Regions from separate parts of the Homo sapiens genome. Here region 2 is linked to region 1. A link is a contact called in ENCODE Hi-C or POLR2A ChIA-PET data. All regions are on one chromosome and are shown on one strand. Each heading gives the region's core, a stretch centred on a gene start or an enhancer-like site at or near the end of the contact. The rest is flanking DNA. Distances are from core to core; before and after follow the strand shown.

Region 1 (6,490 bases), core at 1,199-3,698:
AATCAGCTCTGCATAATAAATTACCAAGCTAAAAAGGACTATCTGGCAAAAGAAGTTAATGGCATTCATTAATTAGGGTACTTTTTTAGTTATTCTGTGAAGCATAATTTATCAATTTAAATGCCAGCACCTTGTATGGGACGGACATTAAAAAAATTACTTGGCCGGGCATGGTGGCTCACGCCTGTAATCCCAGCACTTTGGGAGGCCGAGGCAGGCGGATCACCTGAGGTCAGGAGTTCAAGACCAGCCTGGCCAACACGGTGAAACCCTATCTCTACTAAAAATACAAAAAAATTAGCCGGGCATGGTGGCACTTGTCTGTAATCCCAGCTACTCGGGAGGCCGAGGCAGGAGAATCACTTGAACCCAGGAGGCGGAGATTGCAGTGAGCCGAGATCTCGCCACTGCCCTCCAGCCCGGACGACAGAGTGAGACTCCATCTCAAAAAAAAAAAACAAACAATTACTTGTTCACTACAGGATTATAATATTGATTGAGAAAGGTGAGACAATAGCATATTTTCCTCAGTTAGCAATGATAAAGGAGTTCTAGCTCGTAAGCCAGGACAAATTTTGGAATTGTGCTTCCAAAGTCACATATCTGACCCAACAGTGATACTCTGCATTCTGCCTAAAAGGGAAAAAGTGGCTCTATTACAGTCCTAGTTTCCTCATTTCCTCACATGCTCTAGGCCTGAATTTGCGACTTCCAAATTAAGCACGTTTTAAAGCACTTCTCATCCTACTCCCATGTCTAATTCCATTGATTAGATTTTTTGCTTTTCAAAAAAAAAAAAAAATTCACCAGGCACAGTGGCTCAGGCCTGTAATCCCAGCACTTTTGGAGGCCCAGGTGATCACTTGATCCCAGGAGTTCGAGACCAGCCTGGGCAACATGGCGAAACGCCGTCTCAACAACAAATAGAAAACTTAGCCTAACATGGTAGCGGACGCCTGTAGTCTCAGCCACTCAGGGAGGCGGAGGTGGGAGGATTGCTTGGGGCCGGGGAGGGAGGTCAAGGCTGCAGTGAACAGTGATTACACCACTGCAATCCAGTCTGGGCGACAGAGCGAGACCCCGTCTCAAAATAAAATAATAACTTAAAACTTTATTCGTGTTGGTGTCCTGTGTAAAGCAGAAACTAAGTACTTGACCAGAAGACAAAGTGAATATAGCATAGTTCACTGCAACCTGGATGTTTTCAACTGAAATCTATGTTTTATCCACTTTTTTAAAAAAGCCAATGCTGGTGGGGGGACTAACCACACCTTATGCCACCAAGTAGCGCTTTTGTTTCCTGCGAAGCTTATTTATTGAGATATCGTTTTGTAATACTATCTAGATACTGTGTGCTGCGATTCCTGTTTAAAGGAATCTCATTGCAGCTAAGACTACAGAAAACATGGTTCATAGTACTTCTCAAATCGCAAAGCTTGAGCTCCTTCCTCCTCCTCTTCCTCCCTCCCCTGGTCCCCGCTGCGTCCCCATCGCCCCGGAAAATAAAGCACACGCCGGATTTTCGGACGCATCATTGAGAGGCGGAGGGAGAGGAGGTAGTCTTCGAATTGTTGGACTTGCTATCCCATTCTGCCTGTGCAAAATAAACCCCCATAGTAAAATAATCTTAACCCGTGATAAAAATCGAGGACCCAATTCTCTTTGGTTCGCCTCTCTCCATCGCTATAAACTTCACTGCGGCCCTCAATGCACTCATTTCTACTCCAGAGCCGCCCTACCTGTGCCGAGACCCCCATTTGCAGCATGAGTTACTCTATGACCTTGGGCCCGCTCCCCTCCCAAACTGAAGGCTGTAAAACCAAGACCCCACATCGCGCCCCGCAAACTGCAGAGGCCTCCAGGCTCAGGCCGGGTCAGCGGGTTGCGCCAGGAGGCGGCGAGGGACTGGCTCCGGTGAAGCGCCGGGAAGAGAAAACGCAGGGGGCGGAGACGGGGCCCGGAGCTACCTGCGGGACCAGCACTGGCGCTGCCCCGGTGCTAGCAATGGCTGCGCGCCACCTCGGGGCTCCCGGAGCCCTCGCGGCAGTGCTGGGAACTCCGGCCCTGCCCCGTCGGCGGTCACGACCCCTTATGAACTTCGACCGCCCAGCAAACAGCGGCAGGTGGTGCGCGGACACGCGAGCACGTTAGCTGCCTACCTCAAGCGACGGCGTCTTGGAGCCTAGAGCCTCCCACCTCCCTCCCAGGGGCGCGAAGAGCTGGGACCGGAGCAGTAGGAAGGGGCGTGCGAGGCAACACGCCACCGAGGGTGGAACAGGAAGAGGGAGAACTGTCCGCTCCCTGAAGGGGCTGGCAAAAGAGAGGTGAAGACACAGGCGGCGGGGACCGTCAGGGACGCTCGCGTACCTTCCTTTTGCCTGGCGGAGGGTCAGACTAGCGCCAGCGGATCGCCTCACATCCGGGTATCAGGAGACACTCAGCTGCTTCTGCTGCGGCCGCCGCCTCCCCCGCGGCGCAAACACCAAACTTCCGGCGACGACGGCGACGCCTCGCTCGTCAGATGGGAGTTACCTGTGACCGTCTTGGGTGCGCTTGCGCAACGCTCCTCTTCAGCCCTAACCGGCTCAGCTGACGTGCCCAGAAGACGAAGATGGCCGCCACGCTCACTGCGTGTCACGCAGTTTTTCACCCCGGCCCGGACGGCTGGGCGTCGAGGAAAGGCGAGCTAGTGTCCATCCTCAGCGCAGGCGCGGTGGGAGGCCTAGCGCGCGCGCCTCCGCGGGTGGTCGCCTGGCAGGGAAGTGGCGGCGCCCCCTAGCGGCGGCCGCTTGTCGTTCCTGGGGTCATCGCTTTGAGCTGAAAACCACCCAGGCCCCCAGCGGTTGTGGTTTACCTTGGAAATTTGTCGCAACTGGTTGCCATGTAGGTTTTGGCTGCTTCTGTCTGCGATGTATAATCCAAGTGCCTTTGGTCTTCCATATGAGCCAATGTAAAGAAGGAGGGTGGGGCCGGGCGCGGTGGTTCACGCCTGTAATCCCAGCACTTTGGGAAGCAGAGGCGGGTGGATCATTTGAGGTTAGGAGTTCGAGACCAGCCTGGCCAACATGGCCAACATGGTGAAACCCCGTCTCTACTAGAAATACAAAAATTAGCCGGGTGGTAGTGGCGTGCGACTGTAATCCCAGCTACTCGAGAGGCTGAGGCGGGAGAATCCCTTGAGCCTGGGAGGCGGAGGTTGTGGTGAGCTGAGACTGGGCCACTGCACTCTAGTCTGGACGAGTGAGACCCTGTCTCAAATAAAAAAAAAAGGAGGGTGCAGTCCCTACACTGCCCTCCAGCACCTCCAAAAAATGCAGGGCTTCGCCCTCTCCTTGCACACTTTCTTCCTGTGTATCAGAGTGCAAGAATCATCAGAAATTGTAAAATATTCTGCTAGACTTAGTCAGACTGAGTGTTCAGACAAAGCTTTGGCTCGCTCTTGGACGCCTCTAGAGATAGAATCCAAGATTCTATCACTAGGATTCATGGTTCCCACACTTCTTTCTTTTGTGACAGGAAGGATCTTGCTGTGTAGCCCTGGCTGGTGTGCAGTGGCACAGTAACGGCTCACTGCAGCCTCGACTTGGGCTCAAGCGATCCCACCTGCCTCAGCCTCCCTGAGAACTGCATGTATGAAGCCCACGACACCATGCCAGGCTAATTTTTTTTTTTTTTTTTGAGATGGAGTCTCACTCTTGTCACCCAGGCTAGAGTGCAATGGCACGATCTCGGCTCACTGCAACCTCCGCCTCCCAGGTTCAAGGAATTCTCCTGCCTCAGCCTCCTGAGTAGCTGGGACTACAGGTGCCTGCCACCATGCCCGGCTAATTTTTTATTTTTAGTAGAGACGGGGTTTCACCATCTTGGCCAGGCTGGTCTCGAACTTCTGACCTTGTGATCCCACCTGCCTCGGCCTCCCAAAGTGCTGGGATTACAGGCGTAAGCCACCGCGCCCGGCCGCCAGGCTAATTTTTTTATATTTTGTAGGGATAAGGTCTCACTGAGACCAGCCCAGGCTGATCTCGAACTCCTGGCCTCAAGTGATCCTCTCTTCTCTCCTTGGCTTCCCAAAGCGCTGGGACTACAGGCCTAAGCCACTGCTCCGGCTACTAGACTGCTTTTGAACATATGTTCTGTGCTACCCTTTGCTTATTTGCGGAACTGTGAGGCTAGTTCGGTACTTCTGCATTTCAGAATGGGAAGAGGTGATCATAAATGGGTTTTCCCCTTCCTGCCCTCCTTCTTTGAAGCCAAGTACAACCAAAATGTGCTCTAAGTTTGTCAAACCTGATGTTTTTCTGACAATTCATCTTCCACGAATAGTGAGCTGCCTGTCAGTTTGCGCAGGGAGATGTTATGGCTTAAAAACAAAAACGAGGCTGGGCGCAGTGGCTCACGTTTGTAATCCCAGCTGTTTGGGAGGTATTGATGGGTGAGGCCATTCTTCACATTACCATAGTTGTGTTACTTGGCAAAGACCTGTCCGCTGCTTCCACCTTCAGCTCCAGTCCCTGATACACACTTTAATGACATATGCCAAACAGCTCAAATTGGGGGCGGGGGGTGGGGCGGGGGAACAGGAGTAAACTACTGGTCTGGTTAAAAGCTGGTTATTTATCAGGAGACCTGACCTATGTTTCCCTTCATCTTCGTCTTCTGATTGCCAGACAACTGGTGGGACTTCTTTTGGTTGGATAAACTACTTTGTCTATAGTAATTCAAATTCTGGCATACAAAGAAACCATATTTATGAGTGTCGATTCTCACAAAATAGGCCTCTGCTTCTGAGTAGTCTATTCCACTCTATGTGCTAAATTGGCCTCAATCAGGAGCATAGGAATTCGTGCAAATATCAGACCATATGAAATCATAGCCCTCCGGCCAGGAGCCTAGGCCATAGCAGCTTGTTGCTCTGCTGACCCTGGTGTCTGATCCCAGCCAGTGGCCTTAAAAAAACAAGAAACGAAATAAATCATGTATTTTCGATACATAATTCATGCCTGCAATTTATGCTGTATTTTCTTTTTTTTTTTTTTTTTTTTGAGACAGAGTCTTGCTCTGTTGCCCAGGTTGGAGTGTTGTGGCGTGATCTTGGCTCACTGCAACCTCCGTCTCCCTGGTTCAAGCAATTCTGCCTCAGCCTCCAAATTAGCTGGGATTACAGGTGCCCGCCATGACGCTCAGCTAATTTTTTTGTATTTTTAGTAGAGACAGGGTTCCACCATGTCAGTCAAGCTGATCTGGAACACCGGACCTCAGGTGATCCACCCTCCTCGGCCTCCCAAAGTGCTGGGATTACAGGCATGAGCCACCGTGCCTGGCCTTATTTTCTTTTCTAAAACTATATATAATCAGTTTCTGTGAAAAGAATAAATAGTTTGCGTTCATGGGAAAAAATAAACTTTCTTGAGCATTATTCTTTATCATTTTGAAGGATATTTTTCACTTCCGATTCATGAATACCAGTAGTCTCAATTTGTAGTGTAATTGATTAAATCTTCCTCTGAACTATTATATCATATTTGTTTTTCCTTCTATCGGTAGTTTTCTTTTAGAGCATTCTATCTATGAGCTTTGGAATTTGGTTCATTTAATTTGGTTGTCTACTAAGAAACAATAATAATCTGATTAAATAATAATCCATTATTATTTAAATGTCTTTGAGATTACAGTCTCTTTCAGGAAAGAGTAAAGAATTAAAGTTGGCCGGACACAGTGGCTCATGCCTGTAATCCCAGCACTTTGGGAGGCCGAGGCGGGCAGATCATCTGAGGTCAGGAGTTCAAGACAAGCCTGACCAACATGGTGAAACCTCGTCTCTACTAAAAATACAAAAATTAGCCGGGCATGGTGGCACCTGCCTGTAATCCCAGCTACTCAGGAGGCTGAGGCAGGAGAATCACTTGAACCCTGGAGGCAGAGGTTGCAGTGAGCTGAGACCGTGCCACTTGGGCAAAGACTTCATCTCAAAACAAACAAACAAAAAAAGAATTAAAGTTTTTTGAGGAAGAGTGGGAGGAGGGAGAGGAGCAGAAAAGATAACTGTTGGGTACTGGGTTTAATACCTGGGTGATGAAATAATGGGTACCACAAACCCCCATGACACGTGTTTACCTGTGTAACAAACCTTCACATGTACCCTCAAACCTAAAATAAAAGTTAAAAATTTTGTAAAAAAGAAAAATAAAAATATAACTTATAATTTGGAAATATAACTGTTACTTATGTCTACATCTAAAGCATTTTTATTAATGAATGAATAAATATTTTTAAATGTTAAAAGTTTTACAATTAGTGAGAAGCCTAGCATTGAACAGGTAGAGAATTATAGATCACAACTGAAAGAATCACAAGTTTTAGTTCAAAGGGGGTCTAAGACTAGCAAGAAAATATTTTTTCAGATAACTGTAGGAAGACATTCAACTTAGAAAAAGAAAGTAGTGTTTGATAATCCAAACAAAATGTTAGTCAGGTCTCTTTAGTTAGAAAA
Region 2 (6,490 bases), core at 1,726-4,225, 2.4 Mb after region 1:
GGCTTTTCTTTTTCTCTTTTTTTCTCCCTTTTTTCCACTCTCTCTGTCTCTCAACTTCCAAAGGAAACACTCGGATAAATCCTATTTGGCTGAAGTCAAGTGCACTGAAGACTGCATTAGTTTTGCAGGAAGGTGCTGAGAATCTCACAGTGTCAAGTATATGGTGTCCTGGAGTGTTAGGAATCTAGATTTTCCTTCCTTTTGTAGGTAATTTGCACCATGACTTCTTAGATATCACTATCTGCCTTTATAACCTGACATTTTTATCGAGTGGAGAAAACACAGCCTTAACTCTCCCTTGCAATGTGAATCCGGGGCAGGTGTCAATGCCAACTACAGCTGCCACAAGTATTACTAGTCCACGTGTTCTCTTCCTTCAGGATTTGGAGGCTCTTTTTGTATCCCTCACCACGGGCAAATATTTTAAAATGTCCCTTCATGATGATGATGCTAATGTAACTGTTTTGGTACCTGGTTAAATCCAATTTTGCACATATCTGGTGTGTATTACATGGTAGAGTTATCCCTCTATCCACGCCACCCCTCCCCTGCCTATTGTGGGGTGCTGGGCGGTTGCAGTGGTCCTTGCCTTAATTGTTCAACAATTAAATTTCCCTGTCTGCACAACGGACTGTGTGAGGTTCTTGAGACAGAACTAGCCCCACAAAGAGTGCTCTGACTTTGCTCACCCCTCCCCACATCCTCAGCTGCAGGGCCTCAAGTATAACTCATAAACATAGTGTCATCAATTCCTTGAAATTCTTGTTTTTTCTTCCCAGTAATAGGGACATACAGGACTGTGCTTGGCTGTCTTTCTCAGTTGGGGGACTGCAGGCTATCTCCTATGTCTGATATTTTGCTCTTGGCTTCTCTCCCTTATTGACTAGACTGCTTCAGGGATCTGGGCAAATGGTTCCACAGATCCAAAGTTCCAGCAGCCTGTAAGTGCATGTTGTCAGGGTGACCTCGGGCAGTGTGTGGCCAGGGGAGCCCTCCATGCCAATGGCCTCATGTGGGCCTCAATGAGCAGTACAGTCCCTAAGACCTGCGTTTGAGGGCCCTGCCCATCAAAACACACACACACACACACACACACACACACACACACGCATAAATTTATTTAAAAACATACAAGCACCTCTGTAACTTGGGATCTGGCATTCAGTGCTGCCTCAGTGGGGTGCATAACCCTCAACATCCATTCTCATGATTGATGCCATGCAGGCTCCAGGGAACGCTTCTTCTCATCTTTAGCTCAGTGCCCTAAAAACAAAAGGTTACAGCCTCTCAGTGCCATGAAGGATGGTGACACTGCTGATGTTTGAGACTAACATTATGTTAAATCCAAGAAAACCTAGATTTTCTTTTAAAGGTCAGCTTGTCAAATCCTTCTTCTCAGACAGCATGAATGCAGTGACTCCTGCATTACAACGTACTGTTTCCCAAGGATGTGAATCGTCCATTTTCTTGCTTCTGTCAGTGTTCCAGTTTGTGGTTCCAGATGTACTCAAGAATTAGCATGGCTTTGCAACAGTTACACATGACACTTAAGGAGTGGCAGTAATTCTTATTACTCTAAAATTTCTATTTATAAAAGTTGAAAATCCTGTATGGATTTAGATATTCTTATAAGGGATGGTACAATTTACAAAATAAGTAAAAGCAACTTACATGACAAAATTATTTTGCATTTTTCTGTAATAACTTATTATATTGGTCCCATGATAATGGATGACATAATGTTTAAAATTCAGGAGTTATTTCTAAACCTGAGGATTGCTTTCATTTAAAAAAAATTCTGTTATAAATGTTTCAGCAAAGTTTCTTCAAGTTGAAATTAATAAACTACACTCTAAAAACGACAGCGACTCAAGGAAGGTTGTCCAATTTGGCATTAGAGCATAATCTTGATTGCAACACTACATTAAGGGATTTTGCTAAATTAGAGAAAAATAAATTTGTGGAAAAAACATAAAGATGATTTATGAATTGCTTGTCTCTAGAATATTAGGCATCCAGATATCACCAGCCCATCATCAGAACAGTGAGACTTCTGTGATAATGGTTAAATTCAGTCACTTTTGATGTTTTGCTGACATTTGGTCATATGAACGCCAAAGCTTTGCAAGAATAATTGGCAGTGTGAGAATAGAACACACTTTGGCAGCTGAATTTATAACTTTTAAATATTTGGGCACATGGCATATAGGCCTCCATTTCTCCTCCTGCCCCACTGCGCAAATGTTGGTGGCGGGCTGGAGTGGGTGGTACCGGGATCCGAGGGGCTCTGCCTTGCAGTCCCGCAGCGCGGGGCTCCGGGGAGCTGCGGGGCAGGTGCCAGAGACCCCGCCCCCGCCGCCCACCTCCTCGGGAATTGGCTGCCCTGGTCCTAGGGGGCGGCCCCAGGGTCGGGATGAAGTCTGGGGTCGCGGGCGCGGGCTGCGTGGGGTTTCAGTTACTCGTGGAGTTTCAGTTACTCGTGGACAAAGCGCCGCGCGCTAGCATAGCGGCCCGGGCGGAGTTCCCCTTCCCTTTCCCTTTCCTTCCACATCCGCACGCTCGTTCTCCCTCCGCGCCTTGCCCTCCTCCCGACTCCTGGGTCCGGCCCCTTCGGGGGAGGGTGGGGCGCTCGGGTCTCCGGGTCTCGCGTGCGTGTGTCCGAGCAGTCCTGGGCGGTGGGCGAAGGCGCGGCTTGGGGACCCGGGAGGGGCCGGGGCGCGGGGGCTGCAGGAAGTGGAGGCGGCCGCCGCTCGGGGACCGGCTTGGCGGGGTGAGAGACACCCGGAAACGGATTCCGCTTCGGGGCCCGCGCGAGTTGGGTGCTTCGGAGGGCGCGAGAGGAGCGGGCGGGTGCTGCTGAGTAATCCCCGCGGCGGCGGCCGGACGCCCACCTCCCACGCCGCGCCGCAGCCGGGCCGCGGCTCCTCCCTCCGCGGTCCTTCCCTCCTCTTCCCTCCCGTCTTCTCCCCTCCCCTCCCCTCCCCTCCCGGCTCCGCTTGGCTCCGGGCAGGTAGAGCCGGGCTCCGGGCGCGCGCGGGGCCGCAGCAGCTGCTCCCGATCTCGCCTCGGCCCAGCGCAGGGCCTCGCACGCCCATGGCCGGCTCGGAGCAGCAGCGGCCGCGGCGGCGGGACGACGGAGACTCGGACGCGGCAGCGGCGGCGGCGGCGCCCCTGCAGGACGCGGAGCTGGCCCTGGCCGGCATCAACATGCTGCTCAACAACGGCTTCAGGGAGTCGGACCAGCTTTTCAAACAATACAGGTGACCCACGCGTCCCCGATTCCCCAACCCTGCAGCGCGCACCTCGTGTCCGGCTCACGCGCCTCGACCTGCGGCCCCCGGGAGCCCCCTCCCCCTCCTGTCGGTCACCGATTCCGGTCCTCAGGTCTCCTCCCTGGCAAGATCAGCCAGAGGGAATGCGCCTCTGCCACATCTCCTCGTCCACCCCCTACCCCCGGCTCCGTTGTCCTTTCCCTCCCGGGACCCGCCGCGCGCCCGCCCCGCGCGCCCGCAGTCCCCCTCTCACTTTCTCCCAGCCTCGCCCTCCCACAGACGTGCCCGGTGCCGGTAGGCTCCTCTCTGCAGGGCAGCTGGCTTTGGGACCGGATGAGATTTGAGGCAGCAGCGAGCCTGGGACCCGGGCTTGTCGTGACTCTGGCTCGCGTGCTGCCCCGGCAGCCTTTGTGACACGGAGCCCTCCGGCTGCCTGCTCCTCGCGCCTCGCATGGCTCTGCAACATTGTGCAATTCCAGACGCTTTTATTGTTTGAAAACAGATACGCACAATTGCTTTGCCGTGCAGGAATTTAAAAATTTCAGCTCAACTCTGCCCACTCATCTCTCTGCCTTGTCTTCTGCAAACTCAGTCCTCAAAATGAGTTCCTGATGTCTTTCAAGCAGGCGTTATTTATTAAGAATTTTTCCAACGTAAATAAAGGAAGGAAGAAAATGGAGGGATTTTTAAAAAGTATGAGAATGGTAGGAAAACACGTGTGTTCAGTTAATTTTTTATTTGTCTTTTAAAAAATAAAGCGAAAGAACTGAAACCTGGTAGTTTTCCTGTGGGAGTGGAAGGAACCTTCATTTCTTTGGGGACCTGGAGTGTTTGTTCTCGGGTTGAGGAAGCAAGTTTGTGATTTGCCGTCTGATTGTTGACGAGCCTTAAGGACGTTGATTAGCAGCTTTCCCCAACACGTTTAAGGACCACATGCTTCACGCTATGGAGACCCTGTAGTTTGGTTGGAATGAGAGGACCAATGTACAACTGTGACCGGGAGACAGAGTCTGTAAGAATGAGAATGCCTAAAGTCTCAGACCTCAGAGAATGGTGGTTTCTACCCAGCAGAGCTTCCACCTTCTTAATGGCGAAGCAAGTATCTCACAACTGTGAACTTTTCACTAAAGCCCTTTTACTTTTAAATCGGTGATTTTTTCCCCCCTTTGGTCTGAAAGTAAAAACAACTTCGCTTTACTTAGAACATTTCATTTTTAAAGCATACAGGTCTGGTTTCAAGATGGAGTTTCATCAAAGGCTGTTGATGGGGGATTTAAAAGGTTTACTTGTCACACAATTTCTCTTTTGTAGTTTTTAAGAAGCCCTCAGGAAAAAAGGTGTGAATATTTCCTGTACCGTGCTATGATTCCTTTTTTAGACTACCAGTTTGTGTCGTATGAGAGAAGGATGGAGATAGTTGTAGAGTCAAATTTACCCTTTTTAGTTGATGATTTAGGTACTTGCATGTTTAAGTACTTCTTGCTTTGAAGTCTCCTGTGATATTTATTTTAATGGTCTTTTTTAACCCTTCTTTAGTAGGCGAAAATACTACCTTTACATTGAAAGCATGAAATTTTTGCACTATCTAAGAAATTTTATGCACTGTTAATAGAAGGCAGTATATGAGTGGTTGGAAAACTCTCTCCCAGCAACAGCAGAGAGATGCCCCTTCAAAGATACTTCTCTGTGGGTGAGTGCGTTGGAGGTGTCCAGGGAATATTTACCTTGTATAGCTAGGTGCTGTCTGCTTGTATTTTGAAATGGGAACTGAAGATAAGGCAGGGAAAACTGTAGTACCTCTTTTCTGCCAAGCACAGTGCTAGACACATTCCCTTATATATTCTCACTATTCTCATGACAACAAAAGAGTGAGGTGTATCTTATCATGACAGTTTTGTAACGAGGGACATGAGACTTAGTTTTTACTGTGGACCAGGACACAAACACTATAGTTCTAAATCAAGGACTCTTTTCATTTTACCATTCTGCTTCCCTCACTAAATTTATGATAATTTGTCATCTGCTCTGAGACCTTATTTTCCAGCAATGTTAAAAAGCCTTTTTTAGAGATGGTGGGAGGGAAAAAGACAGGTAGACAGAGATGGTATCATCCTATCAGCTTTCCTTGGCTCCATCTGATTTGTTTGTGGTGTGGACAATCATTGCGTTCTTCCCCCCTCCCAAAAGGTGCTTCTGATGTATGTTTTGGAAAGCACGGTTGCATACAGGTGTGATCATGGACCAGAGTCCTGCAACCTGGGTTCCAGTCTTTTGCCATTTTGTGGCTGCTGACTTTGGTTTCTCAAAATTTGCTTCCTTATCTATAAAATAGGAGTAACAGTAAGAGTACCCACATTATCGTGTGGTGGTTAGAATGAAAAGAAATAATCCATGGCCCCGACTAAGTGTAAGCACTCAATAAACTCTAGCTAGCTTCTGTACGTGGTGCCTTCCCCGCTAGTATTGTGTTTTCTTCTTGACTGCATAGTTCGAGTACAAGACACAATGTCCTGTGTGCAGGTAGCTTTTCTATTTAAAGTTCATCTTACGTATTACGTATGAAGGATTTAAGACTCTGTTATGCATTGGGAAACTTCCCTTTCTGTTCCAAAGTTAAATGGCCTGCTGAAGGCTCAGCAGTGACTTGATAAATGTTTGAGGAGCACCCCCCTGGCTCATTTTATCTACATAACAGGGATAGGCAAATTACCCTCTCTGTCTCCTTTTTTAATGATTGTTTATCACAGGGGGACACCCTTCCTCTACTAGTAAACCTTCCAGAGTCTTATTGTTACAATTTAACAGTAGAAACGTATTTTGTATCTAGTGTAACAATATTTTTTATTAAAGCAAGAAGGTCATTTTCTCATGCCACCTTACTAGAATGGTGAAAGTTTATCAACAGCTGCCTGATGAGAAATGGTTACTTTGTAGAAACAGATTATCCTGAAGGCCACTCTTGAATTCGTGGCAAGTCTGGATTGTATAATTCAGATATTATGCATATAGGAATTAGAAATATATGCACAGTTAGAAGCCTTCTTTTGGAATATAGGGCAGCTCCCTGGTTGGGATTTGAAACTGTAGCTGCCTTTCTATTGGAAGTATAGTAATAATGTAGCAACAAACTGCCCTTTGGTGGTGCTGAGCCACCATTATGCACTTTGAGGTGTTTTCCCAAAGGTTAGGATAGATTTGTCCTGCTGGAGGGCGCTTCT

The links. Hi-C counts contacts between places; a loop is a spot of excess contacts on that map. ChIA-PET counts read pairs that join two places held with the same protein, here RNA polymerase II (POLR2A). Pooled maps may share reads with other maps.
Region 2: a pooled map shows a loop between it and region 1 (8-fold over the local background). The contact joins the promoter of TTC39C here to the promoter of ESCO1 in region 1. A Hi-C loop is called at or near these places in 1 of 37 single-sample maps with no recorded cell type and 9 of 50 pooled maps. POLR2A ChIA-PET finds 5 or more read pairs at or near these places in 1 of 52 experiments (activated naive CD4-positive, alpha-beta T cell).

What each region holds. Positions count from the first base shown.
Region 1 is chr18:21,598,256-21,604,745 of GRCh38, forward strand. ESCO1 (establishment of sister chromatid cohesion N-acetyltransferase 1) reads right to left here and starts at 2,449. Exons shown (of 12, transcript NM_052911.3): 1 at 2,368-2,449. RefSeq lists enhancers at 793-1,087, 2,155-2,674, 3,999-4,078.
Region 2 is chr18:24,011,779-24,018,268 of GRCh38, forward strand. It overlaps TTC39C (tetratricopeptide repeat domain 39C), which reads left to right and starts at 2,976. Exons shown (of 14, transcript NM_001135993.2): 1 at 2,976-3,260. The coding sequence starts at 3,094. TTC39C-AS1 (TTC39C antisense RNA 1) reads right to left here and starts at 3,682. Exons shown (of 6, transcript NR_110796.1): 1 at 3,526-3,682; 2 at 1,139-1,263. RefSeq lists silencers at 2,213-3,132, 3,213-3,392.